2 separate regions of the Homo sapiens genome follow, and region 1 is linked to region 2. A link is a loop called in an ENCODE intact Hi-C map of the cell type or tissue named here. Cell type or tissue: B cell. All regions are shown on one strand. Each heading gives the region's core, and the rest is flanking DNA. Links, peaks and the distances in the headings are about the cores only.

Evidence for each region. Peaks named below come from ENCODE experiments on the same cell type or tissue, not always from the same donor. Only the 100,000 strongest peaks of a DNase experiment are listed, where the experiment ranks them.
Region 1: a loop joins it to region 2, with 2.1 times the contacts of the local background. A loop is called at or near these places in 15 of 110 quality-filtered maps.

The regions. Positions count from the first base shown.
Region 1 is chr7:129,886,908-129,902,917 of GRCh38, reverse strand. The region is part of intron 1 of UBE2H (ubiquitin conjugating enzyme E2 H); the gene reads left to right. Among named protein-coding and RNA genes, the nearest start is that of UBE2H, 58 kb to the left of the region's middle. In B cell, for the core only: no CTCF peak of the experiment used is centred there; a DNase peak (open chromatin) is centred at 7,047.
Region 2 is chr7:129,946,644-129,953,471 of GRCh38, reverse strand. UBE2H (ubiquitin conjugating enzyme E2 H) reads left to right here and starts at 512. Exons shown (of 7, transcript NM_003344.4): 1 at 512-969. The coding sequence starts at 917. It overlaps UBE2H-DT (UBE2H divergent transcript), which reads right to left and starts at 405. Exons shown (of 4, transcript XR_007060520.1): 1 at 1-405. RefSeq lists silencers at 676-775, 786-905 and enhancers at 2,752-2,801, 3,580-4,151, 4,152-4,725. In B cell, for the core only: no CTCF peak of the experiment used is centred there; DNase peaks (open chromatin) are centred at 3,641 and 4,471; H3K4me3 peaks cover 1,920 bases; H3K27ac peaks cover 3,230 bases.

The DNA.
Region 1 (16,010 bases), core at 5,018-9,017, 53 kb after region 2:
GTTGAGAGGATTAAACGATGTAACATATGTAAGACACTAACACCTCTTGATAGAGGCTTGGTAAATATTTGGCACCTGTTAATCCTCAGTTTCCCCGTAGGGTAAATATGCTTATCCCCACTTTTGTAAATGGTGGGGGGAGGCAAGGCTTAGAGATCATTTCACTTGCCTTAGGCTGGTGCTTCTCAGTTACTGGGGACTCTTGTTAAAATGGAGATTTTGATTCAGTTAGTCTGAAACTGGGGTCCAGTGTGTTCATTTCTAACAAGCTCCTCCACCTTAAATAGGAGGCTGTAGGCTACTTCCTAGGAAATGGGGGAGATGGGCCTCAAACCCAGGTTTGCTCTACTCCAAAGCCTTCCCCCGTCCCATGGAGCCTCCCTTATTCTCACTTGTGCAACAGGTTTTTTGTTTGTTTGAGATGGAGTCTCGCTCTGTCGCCCAGGCTGGAGTGCAATGGTGCATCTCGGCTCACTGCAACCTCCGCCTCCCAGGTCCAAGCGATTCTCCTGCCTCAGCCTCCCAAGTAGCTAGGATTGCAGCTGCCTGCCACCATGCCCAGCTAATTTTTTTGTATTTTTAGTAGAGACGGGGTTTTGCCATATTGGCCAGGCTGGTCTTGAACTCCTGACCTCAGGTGATCCATCCGCCTCGGCCTCCCAAAGTGCTGAGATTACAGCTGTGAGCCACCGTGCCCGGCCATGTAATGGTTTTGTTAAGAGACTTATATGTAGTTTAATGATTCCTTAGATTACTAAGATCTAAAGTTACATTTTTTTATTCATTTGCTCAGCCTTTTCTTAGAACTCTTTGTATGCTGAGTTCCCGTTTTAAAGATCTACTTTGAAAGAAGTAGGACTAAGTGAAAACGGGTTAATAACACTTAATGTTGTCTGTTGGACAATTACTTGTTGTCTCATCATGTTAAATACTCCACATTGTTCTTCTCTCTCCCCCGCTCCCCCACCAAACTTGCTTCTGCTACTCCTGCCTGCCTTTTATTTTTGTTAGAACAGTGTCATCAGCCGGGTGCAGTGGCTCACACCTGTAATCCTAGCATTTTGGGAGGCTGAGGTGGGTGGATTACTTGAGGTCAAGAGTTGAGACCAGCCTGGCCAACATGGTGAAACCTCATCTCTACTAAAAATACAAAAAATTAGCCAGACATGGTGGCGGGCACCTGTAATCCCAGCTATTCAGGAGGCTGAGGCAGGAGAATCGCTTGAACCCGGGAGGCAGAGGTTGCAGTGAGCTGAGATCACACATTGCACTCCAGCCTGGGTAAGAAGATCTCAAAAAAAGAAAGTGTCATCATCTACTAGATTGGAAATATCAGATATTCTTGAGTCTTTCTTCTCCCTCATATACAGTTAGTCATCCAGTTCTTCAAAATCTCGTTGAAATGTGGCTTCCCCTCCAGCCAGTCTACTGCCTATCAGTACTTACCTGTCTGTGCATTAGCCCCCACCGACCTCTATCCCACCAGCATCTCCCTGTGGCGCTGTGCAGTCTCGCTGTTGGTCACCTTCCTCATCAGAACAAGCCTGAGTGTGCCACACTCCTCTCCAGAAGCCCTGTGGTCTTGATAGAGAGAGGCAAATAGGGTGGCTCAAAGAACAGACTTGAACTAGACTGCCTGGGCTCCTGTCCTCCCTCCACAACTCACCAGCCACAAATAATGAGAAAGGTACATTTGCTAGGGAAAACATTTAAATACAAATACTCATCTTGATGTGTTTAAACATGTTGAGACAGTTCTGTCTGAGGTGAGGAACAAATTAAGGATAGATACATTGGTTTCTTATTAATTTAGTGTTTAAGACAGTGCTTATTTCCTTGGGGAAAAATACTGTAAAGAAAAAGAAAACACCTGGTACGGTGAGTCACGCCTGTTAATCCCAGCACTTTGGGAGGCCAAGGCGAGTGGATCATGAGGTCAGGAGATGGAGACCATCCTGGCTAACACGGTGAAACCCCTTCTCTACTAAAAATACAAAAAATTAGCCGGGCGTGGTGGTGGGCACCTGTAGTCCCAGCTACTCAGGAGGCTGAGGCAGGAGAATGGTGTGAACCTGGGAGGTGGAGCTTGCAGTGAGTGGAGATGGTGCCACTGCACTCCAGCCTGGGTGACAGAGTGAGACTCTGTCTCAAAAAAAAAAAAAAAAAGGAAAAAGAAATCTTAATCATACGATGCTATATGGCTCAGAAGTGAATAATATTTACATGTATACGTATGTAACTAACCTGCACAATGTGCACATGTACCCTAAAACTTAAAGTATAATAAAAAAAAATTTACATGGTCATAATATAATCTCTAAATAGTGATTTGGCCAACAATGGTGATGTGATTGTATTCCATGGAGAGGAAGAAGAAACATGGGGGTGAGGTTGAAAATCCTGATACTCCAATGTGAGAAAGTCATTTGATAATATTCGAAACTATAAAATCAAATAGTATATACAAATGTTATATAGATACAATGAATTATCTTCCATGTGTTTGAATTATCTTCTATGGGATCTCACATTTAAGTAGTCAAGGGTAAACTCTATGGCTTTTAGCAAATTGGAGAGTAACATATGTGTTACATTAATGTTGGATGTTGAGATAATTAAATCCATGTCATTCTTTTGTGAGAACACATTATTTTGCATGCTGTAATAGCACAGTAGTTTGGAATAAGGAGCTATTTGACGTATCAGGTCCACCTAAGAAATAAGAAGTTAACTTCATATCCTATTTTGGGCATAGATTTATTTTATTATTTTAATTTTTTTTTTTTTTTGAGATGGGTCTTACTCTGTAGCCCAGGCTGGAGTGCAGTGATGTGATCTCGGGTCACTGCAGTCTCCACTTCCCATGTTCAAGCGATTCTCCTGCCTCAGCCTCTCGAGTAGCTGGGGTTACAGTTGTGTGCCACCACACCTGGCTAGTTTTTGTATTTTTAGTAGAGAGACGGGGTTTTGCCATATTGGCTAGGCTGGTCTCGTACTCCTCACCTCAAGTGATCTGCCTGCCTCGGCCTCCCAAAGTGCTGGATTTACAGGTGTGAGCCATGGTGTCCAGCCCTGTGGGGGCACAGATTTAGAAGTACAAATACTTTTTAAGTGTTTGAGATGTAGGTAAAATACTACTCCTTGTTGTTTGATTAAGTGATGCCGTATCAGACTAAACTCTGTCCTTGTTTTTGTTTTTTTCTGATCAGGTTCTGGAGTTAACCTGTCTCACACGTTAGGTGAGATTTAATTGATTAGCCTTCTCTTTGAGATAGTTGATGAAAGGTGCTTCATATCTTAGTAAGTTTTTGTTCGTGAATCCTGAGCACATGCACGTGTTGTGTTAAAGAGGCAAGAAGGAACAGTAGAGCGAATCCCTGTGAAAAGCATGCTTTTCCCCATGGGTCACCTAGCCAGGGCTCTGTTGGATTGGTGAACAGCATGAGAGAAAAAAAAGCACTGGACAATTTGAGCTGCGTTTGGCAATTGAGGTGGTGTTTAAAGGTGAACTTTATTTTACTATAAAAGCTTTAATACTGGTATTGGTGAGAGCATGAGGGAAACAGGTCTGCTTAGGTGATGGTAGTTAGAAAGTAACTGGATGCAACCTTTTTGAAGGATATTTAAGCATTATATGTCAAAATTAGGTATACAGCCCTTTGAATAGAAGTTCCACTTCTAGAAATTGCAAACAGATACTTGAAAAAGTATACCAACAGACATGTACTGGGATGTTTATTGTAACTAATAGCAAAACAAAACAAAACAAACAGCAGACAACAGCCTTCCTATTCACTAATGGATATGAAATTACGGATAGGTAAATTATGGTATATTGACATTATACAAGCACTAAAAAAAGGAGCTTAGATCTATATGTCCTCAAACATATCCTCCCTAGATGCATGGGCAGAGGTATTTACAGAACAGTTTGTACCTACATGTCTTTGTGTATGTGATGACGTGGATGTGTGTGTATATAAACATCTCTATGGAAAGTGCATAAGCAATGGTAGTATCTAGGCAGTGGGACTAGAAGTTGCGGGGTGGAAAGGCTATTTTAAGCCCCAGTCATGTTTTTAAAAGACAAGAAAAAAAAAAAAAGGCCTGCAACTCAACACTTGATCTGATGAGGTTATTTGGTTGTATTGAGGGTGCTCTTGTGTCTTTCAGGAGGGATTCTCCTCTGCACTGTGCCCTCTGATTGCACCAGCACATCTCACATGGTGGCACCTGAGCCTATCAGTTCTACTTGTCTCCGTGGTGCAAACACGAGAGAAGGAAACTCAATAGTTTTTTCACCTTTTCAATGTCAAGTTTTCTTACTATATATACATCCACTGTTGTGTCTAGGTTTGTTTTCTGTTGTTTTGCTAAATAGCTTGATTTTTTTCATATTATTCAGTTCTTCAGGAAGTACTACTCCTTGTGAGAAACTTGATTTTTAATTTCCTTCTCATACTTCATAACAATACAGCCTTCATTCTTATTGTTGATGCATATTTAAATCTAAACTTCTACTTAAGTGATTAGGTTGGTTTCTTTTATACTGTTTATCACTTCATATGTCCTAATTGTACCTGACAGATCATTTCTTAACTGTATGTTAATCATTTCTGTTGGTCTTGAGCTAGCAGTTTTGCTAATATGGCAGGGTGGCTTTTTCTCTGAGATCTATCACCTGTTAGTAGTATGATGCTGAAAATAGCTCTACCACTCTTGTTGTATCACATTGCACACCTAGATACAGTCTACTTTCACCTCCCTTGACTTTCCAGGGTTTTCTTGCTTATTTACTCATATTGGTGTGATTTTCTTATGGTAGGGTGTTTCTTTAACAGCAATTTTTTTCCATAAAATAATTCATTTCTTTTGCTTATTTTCACTATGGGTTTTTTTAAAAAGCAGCATTCCAGTTTTTGTTGAAAGTTTTTTATCCCACTTCTTTCATCCTAAATGTTGATAAAGATAATAAATACAGGCAGCTTATAATAGCTATTTGAACGTATTATCAAATAAGGTATTTTCCTGTTAACTACACTTCTGTATAGTTTTTAAGCAGAATTTCAATCAAGAAGACACTATTTTTCTATATCTCTTTAGATTACTTTTTGATTTTTTTAAACACTGTTTATACAAGTTTTTATCAAACTTCCAACAGATAATGGGTACTGCCTCTCATAAATCTTCCAAAGGGACAATGGAAACTGGGCCCAGTTGAATAAAGCCATATTCATTTGTTTTGGAACGCAGAGTTCTCTGCATGTAGATTGCATTTAGCATTCTGTCTAGTGTATCCATCTGTAGTTTTGCTTTTTTCAGAATAAAACCTTGACAGTAATTTTGAACCTGTTACTTTATTTCTTTTTGCATGTATTGCTTTAAAAAGGCCGAAGTCTAGTATTCTCTTCCCCTTTTTAAGTTTTATGAAATCAAGGTTAAATTGATATTAGTGCCACTTAATATTTGACACCTGCTATGCCTAATGAACTTGAAGTAGTAAAGGGAGCAGCAGGGGTCAGCCATTCATATTATGCAAGATAACTGGAGAACGAGCAGACTATGATTAGAGCTTTAGACTAGTGGGTTCTAACCTCTTTATAAGAGCAAATTCATTATTTATATGTGCATATGTGTTACCTTTTCCTTTTTCCTCTGGATTTATAGGTATTTGAGTTTCAAGAATTTTCTTGAGATTATATTATAGAAGTCATTAAGATGGGGAATCAATCTCTAGAGACATAAACTGGTAATTATCCAGTGTAGGGAAGGAAAGGAAGATGAGGCATGGTCTGGTTTGTGGACCTGGGTCTTCGAGTAAGTGGCTCCATGACTTTGGGGTGCGCTGAATGTAATGTAAGAGGAAGGGGATGATGGCATATCTGGCATCTCTTCCTGCACATTTTTTATGATCCATTATTCACACTTTGATCATCTTTATCTGCTGAATGGGTACCGCAGCTTGGTATTTATTAATTATCACCCACCACTCTACAGAGGTAACTATTTGTCACTATGAAGAATGCCAAAGAAAATATTTCCTCGTAAAATTTAACTGCTTACTGTGAATGATTCATAAATGCCTGATTAAAAGGTCTGTGAATAGAGATTTTTGTGCACTGACTTAGCTAAATGCTATCTTCATTGAGTGGCATTGCAGTCTATATGTCAAGTTAGAGTAAAAACTGTATTTAAAATGGAAAAACAGAAAAGGGCCAGGCAAGGTGACTCACACCTATAATCCCAGCACTTTGGGAGCCTGAGGTAGAAGGATCACTCGAGACCAGTAGATTGAGACTAGTCTGGGCAACATAAGGAGACCTCATCTATACAAAAAATAAAAAATGAGCCGGATGTGCTGATGCATGCCTGTAATCCAAGCTACTGGGGTGGGTGAGGTGGGAGGATCATTTGAACCTGGGAGGGTCGAGGCTGCCGTGAGCTGAGCCGGGATCTCGCCACTGGACTCCAGCCTGGGCAACAGAGTGAGACCCTGTTTCAATCAATCAGTAAATAAATAAATACAATGAAAATAAAATGAAAAATGGAAGCAGTGTTCTTAAAGATTTTGTTTTTTTTTTGAGACGGAGTCTCACTCTGTTACCCAGGCTGGTGTGCAGTGGTGTGATCTCGGCTCACTGCAACGTCTGCCTCCTAGATTCAAGCGATTCTCCTGCCTCAGCCTCTAGAGTAGCTGGGATTACAGATGCCCGCCACCACGTCCAGCTAATTTTTTGTGTTTTTTAGTAGAGACGGGGTTTCGCCACATTGGAGGCTGGTCTTGAACTCCTAACCTCAGATGATCTACCTGCCTTGAATCCCGAAGTGCTGGGATTACAGGCATGAGCCACGACGCCCAGCCAAGATTTTTCAAAGAACACTGGAAACTTGAATACCAAAGGCACTACATAGATACTCCATAAAGTCATATTAAATTTAGCTTTTTATTGAGAAGTTGCTTTGTGTTGAGCACTTTGAGTGGTATAGCAAAGACACATACCGCCCAAAAGGGGAAGTAGGATTTTTTCTGTTGTTTTTTTCTGAGACAGAGTCTTGCTTTGTTGCCCAGGCTGGAGTGCAGTGGCGCGATCTCAACTCACTGCAAGCTCCACGCCATTCTCCTGCCTCAGCCTCCCAAGTAGTTGGGACTACAGGCACCCGGCTAATTTTTTTGTATTTTTAGTAGAGACGGGGTTTCACTGTGTTAGCCAGGATGGTCTCGATCTCCTGACCTCGTGATCCACCCGCCTTGACCTCCCAAAGTGCTGCGATTACAGGTGTGAGCCACCGTGCCTGGCCTAGTAGGATGTTTTTAAATAGATATTTTGGGGAGAGGGAGTTGGGGGGAAGAAATAAATAGATGTTTTCATTAGGATTTTGCAGAGGGCCACCTGATTATTTGTATGTCTTTGTATCATTTACGGGGAAATTATATGTTGCCTATGACTTGGAAGTTTTCAAGGTGAGTTGCTATTGTCATTTTTAAGGTTGTGATTTGTTTTCCTTGTCTTGCCAGCCTCCTGTGATTAGGTAGGTTCTGCCTTTGGAATGACAAGGTTCTTCCTGCATGTTTTTCTCATGTGCGCAATGGTTTCGTCTCCCCTCCACCCTTAGAATTTGCAGGTCTAGGTCTTCCGCCTGTGCTTCCCTTCATGCCATAGCCCCCATGTGACAGGTGCTAGAGACTGTGTGACAGCCATAACTAAATGCCACTTGGGACTTCTGCACAGCATGTCAGATGCACAGCTCATTGTTTGCCTCCAGGCCTACAGTTAACCAGGAAAGATTTTTGTTGTCTAATTATTTTATAATTTCCTGAGAGCAGAAAAAGTGGATTTTAATTAAGTACCAGATGTCTTTTAAGGTCCTACCTTCTAAAAGTTTTCCAAAAAGTTTTTAAAACAATTTTTCTAGATTTGGAATTTCATTGTGGACTTGTTAATATCTCTGAAGTGTCTCATGTCTTGAGAATCTTGCAGGACTTTATTCTCTGCGGTTCAGTCCAAGTTTGCAGATTTTAAACTGAATGCTTGACTAGCTGATGGTTATTTGACAGTGAGTGTCAATCTTTCCATAGAAGTAGGATGTACTTTGAGAAAAGAAGTTAAAAAAAAAAAATGATGGGTATGGGCCGGGCGCGGTGGCTCAGGCCTGTAATGCCAGCACTTTGGGAGGCTGAGGCCAGTGGATCACCTGAGGTCAGGAGTTTGAGACCAGCCTGGCCAACATGGTGAAACCCCATCTCTACTAAAAATACAAAAAATTAGCCGGGTATGGTGGTGTGTGCCTGTAATCCCAGCTACTCGGGAGGCTGAGGCAGGAGAATCACTTGAACCCGGGAGGTGGAGGTTGCAGTGGGCCAAGATCATGCCATTGCACTCCAGCTTGGGCAACAAGAGCAAAAACTCCGTCTCAAAAAAAAAAAAAAAAAAAAGATGGGATTAGATATGAAACAAAAGCACATCATTTATTTATTTAGAGACAAGGTCTTGTTCTGTTGCTCAGGCTGGAGTGCAGTGGCGTGACATGGTTCACTGCAACCTTGACCTCCTGGGCTCAAGCGATCCTCCCGAGTAGCTGGGACTACAGGCGCATGCCACCATGCCCAGCTAATTTTTTTATTTTTTGTAGAGATGGTGTTTCACCATATTGCCCAAGCTGGTATCAGAGTTCTAAGCTCAAAAGATCTGCCTGCTTTCACCTCCTAAAATGTTGGAATTACAGGCGTGAGCCACTGCACCTGGTCCCATTTATTATTTTATTTTTTTGAGACAGAGTCTCTGTTGCCAGACTGGAGTGCAGTGGCACGATCTCAGCTCACCACAACCTCTGCCTCCCAGGCTCAAGCAGTTCTCCTGCCTCAGCCTCCCAAGTAGCTGGGATTATAGGTGTGTGCCTCCATGCCCTGCTCATTTTTGTATTTTTAGTAGAGACAGGGTTTTGCCATGTCAGGCTAGTCTTGAACTCCTGACCTCAGGTGATCCACCTGCCTCGGCCTCCCAAAGTGCCGGGAGTACAGGTGTGAACTACTGTGCCAGGCCCAAAAGTAGGCTTTTGATTAACCCTTTAGGAGTTAAGAGAGTAATATACTATTTAGCTAATATACTGCTAATTTATATACATGCATTTGTACATTATGTAAATTTGTAATTTTCAGTTGCAAGTAAGCAAATATGCACTATTGCCATAAAACAGCAAAGCAGTCAAGTTTGTTTATTAAGGAGCTATTGATATTTCATCGATAGCCTTCTAGCTTCTAAATATTTTAAAGTGCGTAACTGAAGTTGGAATTTCTCTCAAAATCTTATTTTTTGTTTTGACTATATTTCCTTGCTCTCAAGATGGTATCATTATTTTTCCCTATTTCCCTTCACTTTTCTCTCTCTGAAACTGTTTCTGCAGTTGGATCATTTCTGACTTTGACTATCTGACTTTGTAAATCTGCTTTTAAAAATATTTTGTTGGGGATGGGGGTGTGGTACTTAGATTTCTTATCTTTCTGATAAACCTGTCTTAAAATGTTTCTATGAGTCTTAATTTTTCTTTGAAAATTTTTTACTCTATTATTTGGAAGTCTGGAGGAATAATACATTCAGGGAAAAGCCAAGTTATAGTGATGATTTTCCTATTTAAGTAACATTTACTTGGTTTTTGCCTATGTTTGGCTTGTGACATAGAAACTCTAAATGAAGCATAACACTAGAGAAGAAAAATTTCCTCTCCTAAGGCTAGACTGATTTAGTCTGCTAGGTGGTAATGAACATGCTTGCCATTTAACCTTACTCGTACCAGTTGACTCTGTAAAATTTTAAAACTGTATGTTACTCTTTACTCCTAAGATAATGGGTCTTTAAATATTCAGGGTACCATAGTAAGTTGCCAGATATTTTTTTGCTTCTGGGCAATACATATTTATTTTGAAATGGCTATTTTTAAATAAGTGATACTTCCCTTATTCAGAAGCTGTTTGACAGCTTTAGCCAACTAATTTAGTTGTAAACCTGCTAAAAGTTACATATTTTATTGATTGGAGAGTGTCTTTCTTAGGACATATTTACCCTTTTTTTTTTAAACATAAAGTAATCTCATGAACTTCAGTTATCTGATTTTTCTAGCCTACTATAGATACATTTTAAAGGATAGTAGCCCAGTGTCATCTCCCAAACATAGCTAAAGGTTAAGAACAAAGAGAAACTAGGAAAAGAACCTCTCAATGCAAGGACTTTAGCATAACAGTATGGGAAATTTTCTACAGCAAAAAATAAGTATATTCCTTATTTGTTCCTAAGGGTATCCTTGTATTTTGTAGTACAGTATAGCAACTATTATTCATAATGATGACCCAGCATCAAGAAAGGGTGTAGTTGGCTGGATGCGGTGGGTCATACCTGTAATCCCAGCACTTTGGGAGGCCGAGGTGGGTGGATCACCTGAGGTCAAGAGTTTGAGACCAGCCTGGACAATATGGCAAAACCCTGTCTCTACTAAAAATACAAAAATTAGCCGGGCGTGGTGGTGTGCACCTGTAATCCCAGCTACTCAGGAGGCTGAGGAAGGAGAATCGCTTGAACCCAGGAGGTGGAGGTTTCAGTGAGCCAAGATTGTGCTACCGCACACCAGCCTGTGCGATGGGAGCAAGACTCCATCTCAAAAAAAAAAGAAAGGTTGAGGCCGGGTGCGGTGGCTCATGCCTATAATCCCAGCATTTTGGGAGGCCGAGGCGGGCGGATCACGAGATCAGGAGATTGAGACCATCCTGGCTACGGTGAAACCCCGTCTCTACCAAAAATACAAAAAATTAGCTTGGCCTGGTGGCGGGCGCCTGTAGTCCCAGCTGCTTGGGAGGCTGAGGCAGGAGGATGGCGTGAACCTGGGAGGCGGAGCTTGCAGTGAGCCCAGATCACACCCCTACACTCCAGTCTGGGCAACAAAGCAAGACTCCGTCTCAAAAAAAAAAAAAAAAAGGTGTAGCATGTTTTTTTAGTATTCTGCTTAAGAATGTAGGAAAAAAACTAACACACACACACACTACATTTATAAACTTTGAATTTTAGTTTTGTGGCAATTCATTTAGGTAAAGTGTGTGTGTGTTTTTTTTTTTTTTTTTGTTTTTGTTTTTGGAGACAATCTCGCTCTGTAACCCAGGCTGAGTACAATGGCATGATCTCGGCTCACTGCAATCTCTGCCTCCCTGTTCAAGCAGTTCTACTGTGTTAGCCTCCCAAGTAGCTGGGATTACAGGCACGTGCCACCATGCCCAGCTAATGTTTGCATTTTTACTAGAGGTGGGGTTTCACCATGTTGGCCAGGCTGGTCTTGAACTCCTGACCTCATGATCCGCCCACCTTGGCCTCCCAAAGTGCTGGGATTATAGGCGTGAGCTACCATGCCCGGCCTATTTATTTTTACATTAAAAAAATTAAGTTCCTGTTGTGTCAGCTGCTGGGCCTGGTACCTTTGGATATACAGTATTTCATTTAATTTTCCACAATTCTGTGAGTGAGGTAATGTCCCTTCCCTGCATCCCCTCCCCCTTTGTTTAGAGATTAAGAAACAGGCTCAGATTTAGCCAGGTGCGGTGGCGCATGCCTGTAATCCCAGCTATATAGGAGGTTGAGGCAGGAGACTCTCTTGAACTGGGGAGGCAGAGGTTGCGGTGAGCCAAGATGGCACCATTGCACTCCAGCCTGGGCAACAAGAGTGAAACTCCGTCTCAAAAAAAAATAAAAAATTAAAAAAGAGGCTCAGATTTAATTGATTTATAAGTTGACTATTTTTTTTTTTGAGAGAGTCTTGCTCTGTCACCCAGGCTGGAGGGCAGTGGCACAATCTCGGCTCACCGCAACCTCCACCTCCCGGGTTCAAGCCATTCTCCTGCCTCAGCCTCCCAAGTAGCTGGGATTACAAGCGCCCGCCACCACGCCCAGCTAATTTGTTTTGTATTTTTAGTAGAGACGGGGTTTCACTATTTTGGCCAGGCTGGTCTCAAACTCCTGACCTTGTGATCCACCCGCCTTGGCCTCCCAAAGTGCTGGGATTACAGGCGTGAGCCACCATGCCCAGCCTATAAGTTGACTTCTTTAAGTCATGAGTTTTCCAGCTGTTTATAATATATTGCCACTTGGTTTATCCACTGATAACCTCAAATTTAGTGTTTTCAAAAGTAAACTTACTAATAGTGTCTTTCATTACAAAACTGATTCCTGCTGTCCTGTGTTTCACTTTGCCATTAATAGTATCACCGTTGGCTGGGCGCAGTGGCTCACGCCTGTAGTATTTTGGGAGGCCAAGGTAGGCGGATCACCTGAGGTCAGGAGTTCAATCCCAGCCTGGCCAACATGGTGAAATACAAAAATCTAAAAATACAAAAATTAGCCATGCATGGTGGCAGGCACCTGTAATCCCGGCTGCTTGGGAGGCTGAGGCAGGAGAATCGCTTCAACCTGGGAGGCGGAGGTTGTAGGGAGCCGAGACCACACCATTGCATTCTAGCCTGGGCAACAAGAGCAAAACTCCATCTTTAAAAAAAATATATATATAAGTGTGTGTATATATATGTGTATATATACATACATATATATACACACGTATATATACATACATATATACACGTATGTATACATATACACGTGTATATATATACGTGTGTATATATACGTGTGTATGTATACGTGTGTATATATATATGTGGTATCACTTTACCTGTCTGAGAGGCTAAAATTAAGGTCTCAGACTGGCAACTTCATTCATGTGTTCATCTTATTTTTAAATTTATTTGTTTTTAAGCTACAGGGTCTATGTTTGTCACCCAGGCTGGAGTTCAGTAGTGTCATCATAGCTTACTACAGACTCAAACTCCTGGGCTCCAGCAATCCTCTTGCCTCAGCCGTCAAAGTAGCTGGGACTACAGGCTCGTACCACCCTGCCCAGCTAATTTTTTGGTGTTTTTTGTAGTGATGGGGGTCTCACTATGTTGCCCATGCTGGTCTCTAACTTAACTCCTGGGCTCATGTGATCCTCCCCTGTCAGCCTTCCGATTAGCTAGGAGTATAAGCACGTACCACCATACCTGGCTAATGTTTAAAAATTTTGTTTTTGTGGAGACTGGGTTTTGTTATGTTGCCCAGGCTGGTCTCGGACTCCTGGCCTCAAGCAATCTTTCTGCCCTTGCTTCCCAAAGTGTTGGGATTAAATAGGTATGAACCACTACACCCGGCCTCATGTTCATTTGTAGTCTACTGTTTGCTGGGTACTCTTCTGTGAACAAAATAAACAATTCCTGCTCTTACGGAGCTTGCACTGCAGTAGGAGATAAAAGTAAAATACATAGTATATTGCATGGTGGGAATGTTAGGAGTAAGTGGTTGTAAATAGGATATCCCAGAAGGCCTCACTGAGAGGGAGACATTGGAGCACATATACTTTGTTTACACTTAGAAATTTAGAGCTTGAATTAGAAATTAGAAGATTGATTTGGAGATCTGCTTTTTTGTTTTGTCATGAAAATTAGACATTGTAGCAACGTTGGAGCTTTCTACTGGCTCTGCCAGGTCTGTTCAGCTGTGAAGGCCTGTGAGGGCTCTGTTTAATGTCCCATGATTCATGTGGCTGTTATCTTAGTTGAGGTCTTGAATATTTCTTTCCTACTCTTTTGCTTTAACTCTGCTTATTCCCACCTTCAGCCAGTCCTACACACCACAGTTGGGTTATCTTTGTAAAGCACAGGTAGATGCACTGTGCATGGAATACTGTTTCCCTGTTTGCCAGATAAAATCCACACTTCGGAGCCCTCCGTAATCTGGTCTTGGCCTACTTTCTAGTATTCCCTAGGGTCCACTCATCAAAATAAAAATGTATTGTTCTCAGTTTCCTGAATCAGTTCTATACTAAATCTTTGCATTAAATTCCTTCTCCCACCTCGACATGTCCAAATCACACTCTGTTTAGGACATTTTGTAAGTCCTTACCTTCCATAGCAGACCATCCCTATCCCTCCCTCCGGGCTGGAAGAAATCTCTCCTACTCTAAGCTATAGTATTACTTTATGCAAACTCTTTCTGTACTTCTTAATGAACAGATCTCGTGTTCCCTTGCTAGACTTCAAACTTCTGGAAGGCAGTCTCTGTGTAAGAGTAGTTTTTGTGGCTGGGCGTGGTGGCTCATGCCTATAACCCTAGCACTTTGGGAGGCTGAGGCGAACGGATCACTTGAGGTCAGGAGTTCAAGACCAGCCTGGCCAATATGGTGAAACTCCGTCTCTACTGAAAATACAAAAATTAGCCAGGTGTGGTGCCAGGCGCCTGTAATCCCAGCTACTCGGGAGGCCGAGGCAGGAGAATGGCTTGAACCTGGGAGGCGGAGATTGCAGTGAGCTGAGATCAGGCCACTGCACTCCAGCCTTGGCGACAGAGTGAGACTCCGTCTCAAAAAAAAAAAAGGGTCTTGCTATGTTGCCCAGGCTGGTCTCAAACTCCTGGGCTCAAAACAATCCTCCCACCTCAGCCTCCTGAAGTGCTAGGATAACAGTTGTGAGCCACTGCAATGGTCCCTAAATCTTTATACATATGGATTTCATCACTGATAGCAGCCCACTTCCCATTGTCTTTTCTCAATGCCACTTTTCTTTTTTTCTTTACTTAGCAAACCTTTCCCAAGATAATGCTCATTTTCTGAATAGCTTTTATTTCTGCCATTCAATTTCTCTTTTGAATAAAAGGCTTCCCCCTCTTCATTTGAAGAACATTAAAAACCCTTAAAAATTTTTTCAGCTTCTTATTTCAATCAGGAGCCTTTCTGTTGGACATGACCATTTTTCCTTGTAGTTTAAGAGCTTTGGTTAGCATGTTGCCTAGAGGCTGTTTGTCATGGATATACAGACACATGCTTGTCTTCCTTCCATGTGATTGTATTTTTCATAGACATCCTTATGAAACCACTTGAACTTGTTTCCTTCAGAATGTTAGCAGAGTATGCTTCTCTTTCAATGTAAAGTCTTTGGTTTTTTTGTTTTTGCTTTTGTTTTGTTTTGTTTTTTGAGACGGAGTTTCATTCTTGTTGCCCAGGCTGGAGTGCAATGGTGTGATCTCAGCTCACCGTAACTTTGGCTCACCGTAATCTCCGCCTCCCGAGTAGCTGGGATTACAGGCATGTGCCACAACGCCTGGCTAATTTCGTATTTTTAGTAGGGACGGGGTTTCTCCATGCTGGTCAGGCTGGTCTCAAACTCCCGACCTCAGGAGGTGTGAGCCACCTCACCCAGCCAGTCTTTGCTTTCTTAAATACTGGATCACTTGCTATTTTTTGTCTTCTTCAAACTGTCGCACCTCAGGAAAACTTAACATTGTTTCATAAATGTTCAAGAGAGGCCAGGCATGGGCCTCATTAATAGTATCACCTTTAGCTGGGCGTGGTGGCTCACTCCCATAATCCCAACACTTTGGGAGGCTGAGGCAGGTGGATCACAAGGTCAGGAATTCAAGACCAGCTTGACCAACATGGTGAAACCCCGTCTCTACTAAAAATACAAAAATTAGCCGGGTGTGGTGGTGTGCACCTGTAATCCCAGCTACTCGGGAGACTGAGGCAGGAGAATCGCTTGAACCTGGGAGGCCGAGGTTGTGGTGAGCTGAGATCGTGCGACTGCACTCCAGCCTGGGTGGCAGAGCAAGACTCCATCTCAAAAAAAAAAAAAAAAAAAAAGTTCAAGAGAGCTCTAGTAGCTAAATTCTAGTTCTAGTTCTTGTTCTTAGCTCTAGTAGCTAAGCTTTATGCCTCTACAAAGCTAAACTTTTGATGATAACTATGTTATTAGGTTTTAAAGAACTTTTACTGTATTATGGAAAACTTAAATGTAAAACAAAAATAGTGAGAACAGTGTAACAAATCATGTGCCGCTGGGACTCGATCATTAACATAGGATTCAATCATTAACGTTGCTGGCCCTCTACTGTTTCTTCTACACCTCTTCTACCCACACTGGGTTATTTACTAGCAAATCCTAGAAACATTTT
Region 2 (6,828 bases), core at 2,829-6,828:
TTGCTGCGTCAACTCTAATCTTTGAAATAGTGGCCGTAGACACTGCATACCCTGGTATGCAAGCCTGAGGAAGCCTTGCTGTGGTCTACAATCCTTGGAAACAAATTCTCTCCAGCCAACGAGGAAGCGGAGTGCAAGGAACCTGCTGGTGTGGGGATTTCCAGATTTTGGTGCCTGAGTAATTGCTACCTTGGCCTCCTCCAAATCAAAGAAATTAACAGCTTGTTAAACAGAGTGTTAAGGGAGGTTCATTACCCTTAAATCCACGAATGTAATAATATTGCCATTATTTACTCTTATCGTTTAGGATGATGATAACGACAGTGGCAGTTGAGGGATGAAGTAGGTGGGGAAGTTGGGGGAGGGGACAGAGGGTGTGAGACAGCCGGAGAAAGAGGAACTACAACTCCCAGAACTCCCCGGGAAAGCCCACGCCGCGGCGGCGCCCCACCCCTCTCAGCGACCAGACCCGCCCCTCCGATGACGTCACAGAGGTGACGTCACGGCGCCCAGAGCGAGGCTGGGGTAGGGAGGCCGACTGAGCAGGAGTCGTCCGCTTATAGTGGAGGCTGCTAGGAGCCGGTCAGAGGGTGAGTGGGGAGCAGGCGAGCGAGCCACAGCAGGCAGGAGGGAGCGTCGCGCGGCGCAGAGGAGCGCCGGGGCAGGGCCGCGGCGGAACCACAGCCGGAGAGGGGCAGCCCGAGCCGGGCGCCGCAGGGTCCCCACCCCCACCCGGCCGGACAGTGCCCGGTGTTCCCCCGTGCGGGGGGCGGCGGCGGCGGCTGACGGGACCGCCGGGACCGCGGGGGTGTTGCCACCTCCACCGAGGAGCCGGCGCGGCCGCGGGCTCCTCAGAGCCGGGGCCCCGGGCCCGTGACAGACGGGCCGAGGAAGGGAGAGAGGCGGCGGCGACACCATGTCATCTCCCAGTCCGGGCAAGAGGCGGATGGACACGGACGTGGTCAAGCTGTATCCTTCGTGGAGGGGAATTCGGGCTGTGTGTGGGGGGCGGTGTGGGGATGCCCAGGGCACCCCCGGAACCACTGCAAGGGCCCTGGGGCACTCCAGGCCACTGTCCGAGACTCCCCTCCTCCCCCAGTGCCTACGGCGGCTCCTTGGCACCTCCCAGGGGCCGAGAGCCTTTTCAGCTCGCCTTTTCTCCGCAGCACCCCGAAATACGCGTTGCTGCTCGCTCTTCCTGTATCCCCAGAGCCTGTGACTTTCCTCCGCGACGTTTGGACTCCCGAGACGGCCTTTTTTCTTTTTGCACGACCAGTCGCCTCACTCTCTACCACCGAGCCCATTTTCAGGGTTTCTCTCTCCTGTTTGCTCGCTTTGGATTTAGGGAATCAAGGCAGAAATTCCCGAGAGGGAAGCCTTTCTCCGTTTCTTGAGATGCCCCCATTTCCTCCAACCACAATGCTGCTTGAACTGGGGTCACTCAAGCGACCTCTTTTATCCCTAATTCCTTTCTATATTAGGAAGAGAGTCTCCTGCTCAGGGCCCCCTCTTCTAAGAAAGAGCTCTGTGTGTTTTCAGTCAGTCCCTCCTGTTAAGCTTTCTGGTCCCCGGGAGAACCCTACTGTTTTCCTTTCCACTGACAAAGCCTGTCCCACCCATAGTTGTATGTGATGAAGACCCCCGGGCCCTCCAGCAAGCCACCCTCCATATTGTGGGTATGACAGCTGGGGAAAGAGGAGCTCCTGGACAAAATAAATAGTCCCTGGACTGGCCACTTGGGCAAAACTTCCTCTGTGAGGGTCAGGTTCTTGGGGGAATACTTGCCCTGATGTCGCCAAGTGACACCCTTTATTTTCTGCCCCCTCCCCCCAACTTTATGCACTCTGGAGGTTGCAGTGGGAAAGCTATAACTGATAAGAGCCCTTCAGGCAGTGGTTTTGGTTGGAGTCCAGACTGATTATTTCAGGACCAGCTAGAGAAATTCGCGAAGGTTCCTGTGACAAATCGAGAATTTTTTTTTTTTGAAGGGTAGTTTAGAGGGTAGGGGGAGCCCAGAGTTCTGAACAGCTAGTCCTTGGGGAGGGGGGCAAGTGGGGGCTTAGAGGGTGGTAGTGTGGAACACAGTTTAAAAGTCCTGTCTCCTGTTTCTCTCCCTCCTCCCCATCCCCCCACCGTTTCCCCCTGTTGCAGGGTTTTGTTTATATAACTCAAGTTGTTTGGCTAAATTCTTCAGGTGAATACCTTTTTTCTTCCTTTTATTTGTTGCTGTTTTTGATTGAGTGTTTTACCTCTTTGTAGAGATCAGTGGTTATTGTCAAAAAATTCAGTTAGGGAATTTGCTGAAGTTTTAAAAAAGTAGTTTTTGCATATGGTTTGGCAGTGGGGGATGGGAGGGAAGTTGTCTGGGCAAGAGATTTTTAAAAAATAATCTTTTCAGAAATAAGGTGTTTTTCTCCTTGCTCAGGGAAAACTTGGTTAGAAATTAGGAGCAGTAGATAGACTTCTAAGTTTGTGGTTTGGAGTTTAGAATTTTTGGGGGAGTGGGAGATTAGAGCGGAGCAACTAATAAAGTATAGTGTACCCAATATATGTTCAGGCGCAAGTGAAATCAACTCTTTATGAGCTGTTTGTGGCTGTGATTGTTTTGTAAATGTGTGAATGATACCAGTAATGTTGGCTTTTCATAAGGCTGCAGGAAAACTTGTAACTATGACTGTGTGTACATTTTACACAAAGCAGTTTCGGGTTTTATTTTTGTTTAGAAACTAGGAAATGACATAGTGGCAGCATCTGAGTTATTTTTATCTTGAATTGAGAGTTACTGTCACACCTAATGCGAATTTCTACCTAATGTTTAATTGGGATGGAGTGGGGAGACAATTCCAGCTGTTTGTGATCGTTGTCAGAGTCTCAAATTATGTACATAGACATATTTTTAAAAGATTGAGGATAAAGAGGGGGGCCTAACTTGACCTGATGCCTTTTCCATACAGTGCCTTTTGTTCATTTAGTAGTTGTGGCATCTAGAATGATTACCGCATTTAGGAGTCGGGGTGTGGGGGGTGGAGAGGGAGAGGAAAACAGACAAAGAACAGCAGGGTGTCTTTTTTTTCTCCCCCTAAGTGGCTTATTTCATAGCTTATTTTTAGTAGAAGATGAAGAAAGGCAAAGATGCATTGGCCTTCTGTTCTTTCCCCACCTTCCTTCCTTTCTGACAAAAGAAAGCAGAGGCGCTTTAAAATTGTAGATCTGAGATAGGAGGATAACAGTTTCGAGATTTAAAAGCCAGAGGTTATCTTTGTTTCGTGTTTATTTTCTGGTATAATGGAGTTTGGAAGTTAAAATGTTTCGGATTTCCTTTTGTGTGTGTTGTGTAGGTGAGAGATTTTGTGTCCTCCTTTCTCTGTTGAATTCACAGATCAGTAGGCCCAAATGGAGCCAACAATTTTTGAGTAAGGTATATTTAGCAGAAAATTTAAGGAAAAATTCCCCAGCCCTCTACTAAAATGAGTACAATTGTGTGAAAAGGCTGGGGGTTGAGAAAGATGGTGGAGAGGAAGTAGGAAGAAAAGGTCTGAAGGAATGCACTTCTTGCCCCCCATGCCCCTTGATGATTTCTTTGGTGTGGGGGGCGATAGCTGGTTTCCTTGCAGTCTCCTGTTTCAGCCCATTTTTGGATGTCTCCTGAGCGTAATTATACCACCACGATTTACAGCCTGGCAGGGAACCTATATAGTAGGAAAGTAGCAGTGTGGGGGTAGGGAGAGAAGAGGATGTGTAACTAATTGGCCGCTGCCTTCCACCACCTCGCTCGGTTCTTTTGGAGACACCGTCTCTGGTTGTTGTTTGGAGTCAGTGATATTTCTTTTGTGACGGGTTGGTAGGAGAGCTGACTCCCAAGTTATGCAGGGAGTGAGTGTTTTGCACCAATGCACTTAATAATCTGCTGGGTGATTATGTTCTGAAACTCTGACTCATTCATTGTTTCTCTTCTGATCCTTTGCTAAGGGTTGTGCAAACCTCCCCAGGAGCCTAGAAACTGATTTACATGACTTTTGGATCCTTTAGGAATGTGTCCCAGTAAAAAAACCTTGCAGTTAGCCCAGATCCTATGGAATAGTCTCGAATAGTGCGGCCATTTGTTTGCAAAGTCAGGTAGATTGGTGATCTGTGCTGCCCAGAGCCTGGCAACCTTTGAGGTTTCCACCTCCAACCAGCTGATTATTTAGATTGTCTGAGAGCTGGGGCTCTGGTGACCTTAAAGCGTGATTTGCCCTAAAGGAATATCGGTTTAAGTTCTCCCTGGTGGAGGAACAAACAGCTCAGATTACACGGGTTTCCTTGTTGGTGGGGGTTACTCGTCTCACCCTGTTGCACAGCCCTGGTGATCCTTTCATCTGTGAACCAGTGGCCCCTGCTGAAGGCTAGAGCTGCTTGTTTTGGAAAAGCGTATGCAGGCAAAAGGCCGCAGGCACCGCTCCTCAGCGCTCATTGGCCGCCCTGTTACTACCCGGAAAAGGAGGAGGGGAGGAGCTACCAAACAGCTGATGGAGTATGTGACAAGAGAGTGTGTTTATATACAAAAGAGGTGGGGGCTGGGGAGGCCCTCTGAGTGGTGTTACAGGAACAAGTGTGTTTTCGAGGGGTAAAAAGAGAAGAGGAAAACCTGACCTGTTAGAGTACAAGAAATGTTTAGAAAAATTAAGGTTAAATCAGAAAAGTAGATCGGATAATAATGGGGACCGGCATACACCATATGTACAATTTTGTAACTTACAATACCAAGAGTTTTCAATGATTCTTCTTTTCAGAGGGAGTTCAGTAATAGGATCCCCCCCTTATTTATTTTTACATTTTTTGTAGAGACCGAGGTCTGACTAGGTTACCAGGCTGGCCTCCCAACTCCTGGCCTCAAATCTTCCTCCTGCCTTGGCCTCCCAGAGTGCTGGAATTACAGGTGTGAGCCCAGTGCACCTGGCCCAGGGCATGCCACTTTAAATGCACTTAACTGACTCATTTGCAGGGATTCCAAAGTATGGCAGAAATGTCAGCTTCCCTTAAGAAAGCGTCAAGTGTGATAGAAAGGGACGGTGTCTTACATTAAAACGGCCTGAGTTAATTTTACAGAATCGTTGGTGTCTGCTTTAGGGTTTCAGAAGCTTTCTCTAACAAATTCAAAACCTCAGATGTGGCCAAGTGTGGTGGCTCACACCTGTAATCCCAGCATTTTGGGAGGCTGAGGCGGGAGGATCACCTAAGTGTAGGAGTTTGAGGGTCCAGTGAGCTAAGATCATGCCACTGCACTCATGCCTGGGCAACAGAGCAAGACTCTCTTAATTAAAAAAAAAAAAAAGCTGGCACAGTGGCTTATGCCTGTAATCCCAGCACTTTGGGAGGCCAAGGCGGGCAGATCACCTGAGGTCAGGAGTTCGGGACAAGCCTGGCCAACATGGCAAAACCCCGTATGTACTTGTACTAAAAATATAAAAAATTAGCCAGGCGTGATGGTGCGGGCTTGTAGTCCCAGCTACTTGGGAGGCTGAGTCACGAGAATAGCTTGAACCCATGAGGCGGAGGTTGTGGTGAGCCTAAATTACACCATTGCACTCCAGCCTGGACGACAGAGCAAGACTCTTATCTCAAAAAAAAAAAATCCTCATATGTTTGGGTACTTGCTTTGTGCCAGCATTGTGCTGGGAGTTTAGTAGTGAAAAATTCAGTATGGGTGGTCATGGTGCTTATGCAATTAGTTAAAACTTTTTTAGTCGGAAAGGACAGGCTGTGTTAGGTCATTGCTGTGTGTAGTGCCTTTTTGAGTAACTTGTATTTACTTAGAGTGGACTTTTCAAGGAATAGAAAGGTTAAAATGAATTTTGTGTGCTAGGATGTATATGGGGATCTGTACACCTGTTTAAAAAAATTTCAAAACTAAAATATTAAAATATGTAGCCATTTGTCTTTGACTTAACTTTGGTATTTTGCTGTTAATCAGTAGTTACTCTATCCCTAAGTTAGTAGTCTTTGTTACTCTTTAATTTGTGTTCAAAGGGTAGACAGTTCCCTAAATCTTTTAACTAGTTCTAGTGTCAATTGGGAACCTGTGGTTTGCCTCTTTATTTCCAGTGGACTCTGTTTTAGTGAGATGATGAGATGAAAGTTGGCACAGCTTTATGGTCTTCAAGCTAAAAGTTAAAGATTTGGCAACTCTCAGTGTTCTGAATTTGTCTTCCCTGCCTAGATTTTGGTGACAAATATAACATACTGGTACTTATTTTGGTTAGGCAGGAACCTACATGAGTAAGCATTCACAGCTTCAGAACATCTGATTCCTGCAGTGCAGTTCTAGTAAATTACACGCAAGCCTAAAAATTCAGCTTTTTGGGAAAAAATGTTTCGCAGATGTGACCCATAAACGTCCCTCCTGTATTTGTGTATGTATGTTAGAACAACCTAAGTTTGTTGGTTTTCTAGTGTTGCAATTTTCTTAGCCCCTTGACCTGCATTTTATAGATATATTTAAACATTGGTATTCTTTTCAGTCTTAACAGATTTGATGGTTCCAAGAATCATTGGATTTTTAGGCATGTAATCCAGACCTTACATTACGTTATAATGTTTGCAACGTAATAGCTTTTTACCTGTAGACCTACAGAGTGTACCTGTTAGTAAAATACTTAAAAGAACTTAGTTGGATTTCAAAAGTAAAAAGATAATTGAGAAAAACATAGGTTACAAGAAGGAAAACCAGTCACCTGTAATCCTAGTTCTTTAAACAGTAGTTCTCAAACTTTAGTTTGAGATTGCACCACTGCACTCCAGCCCGGGGGACAGAGCAAGATTCCATCTCAAAAAACAAAAAACAAATAA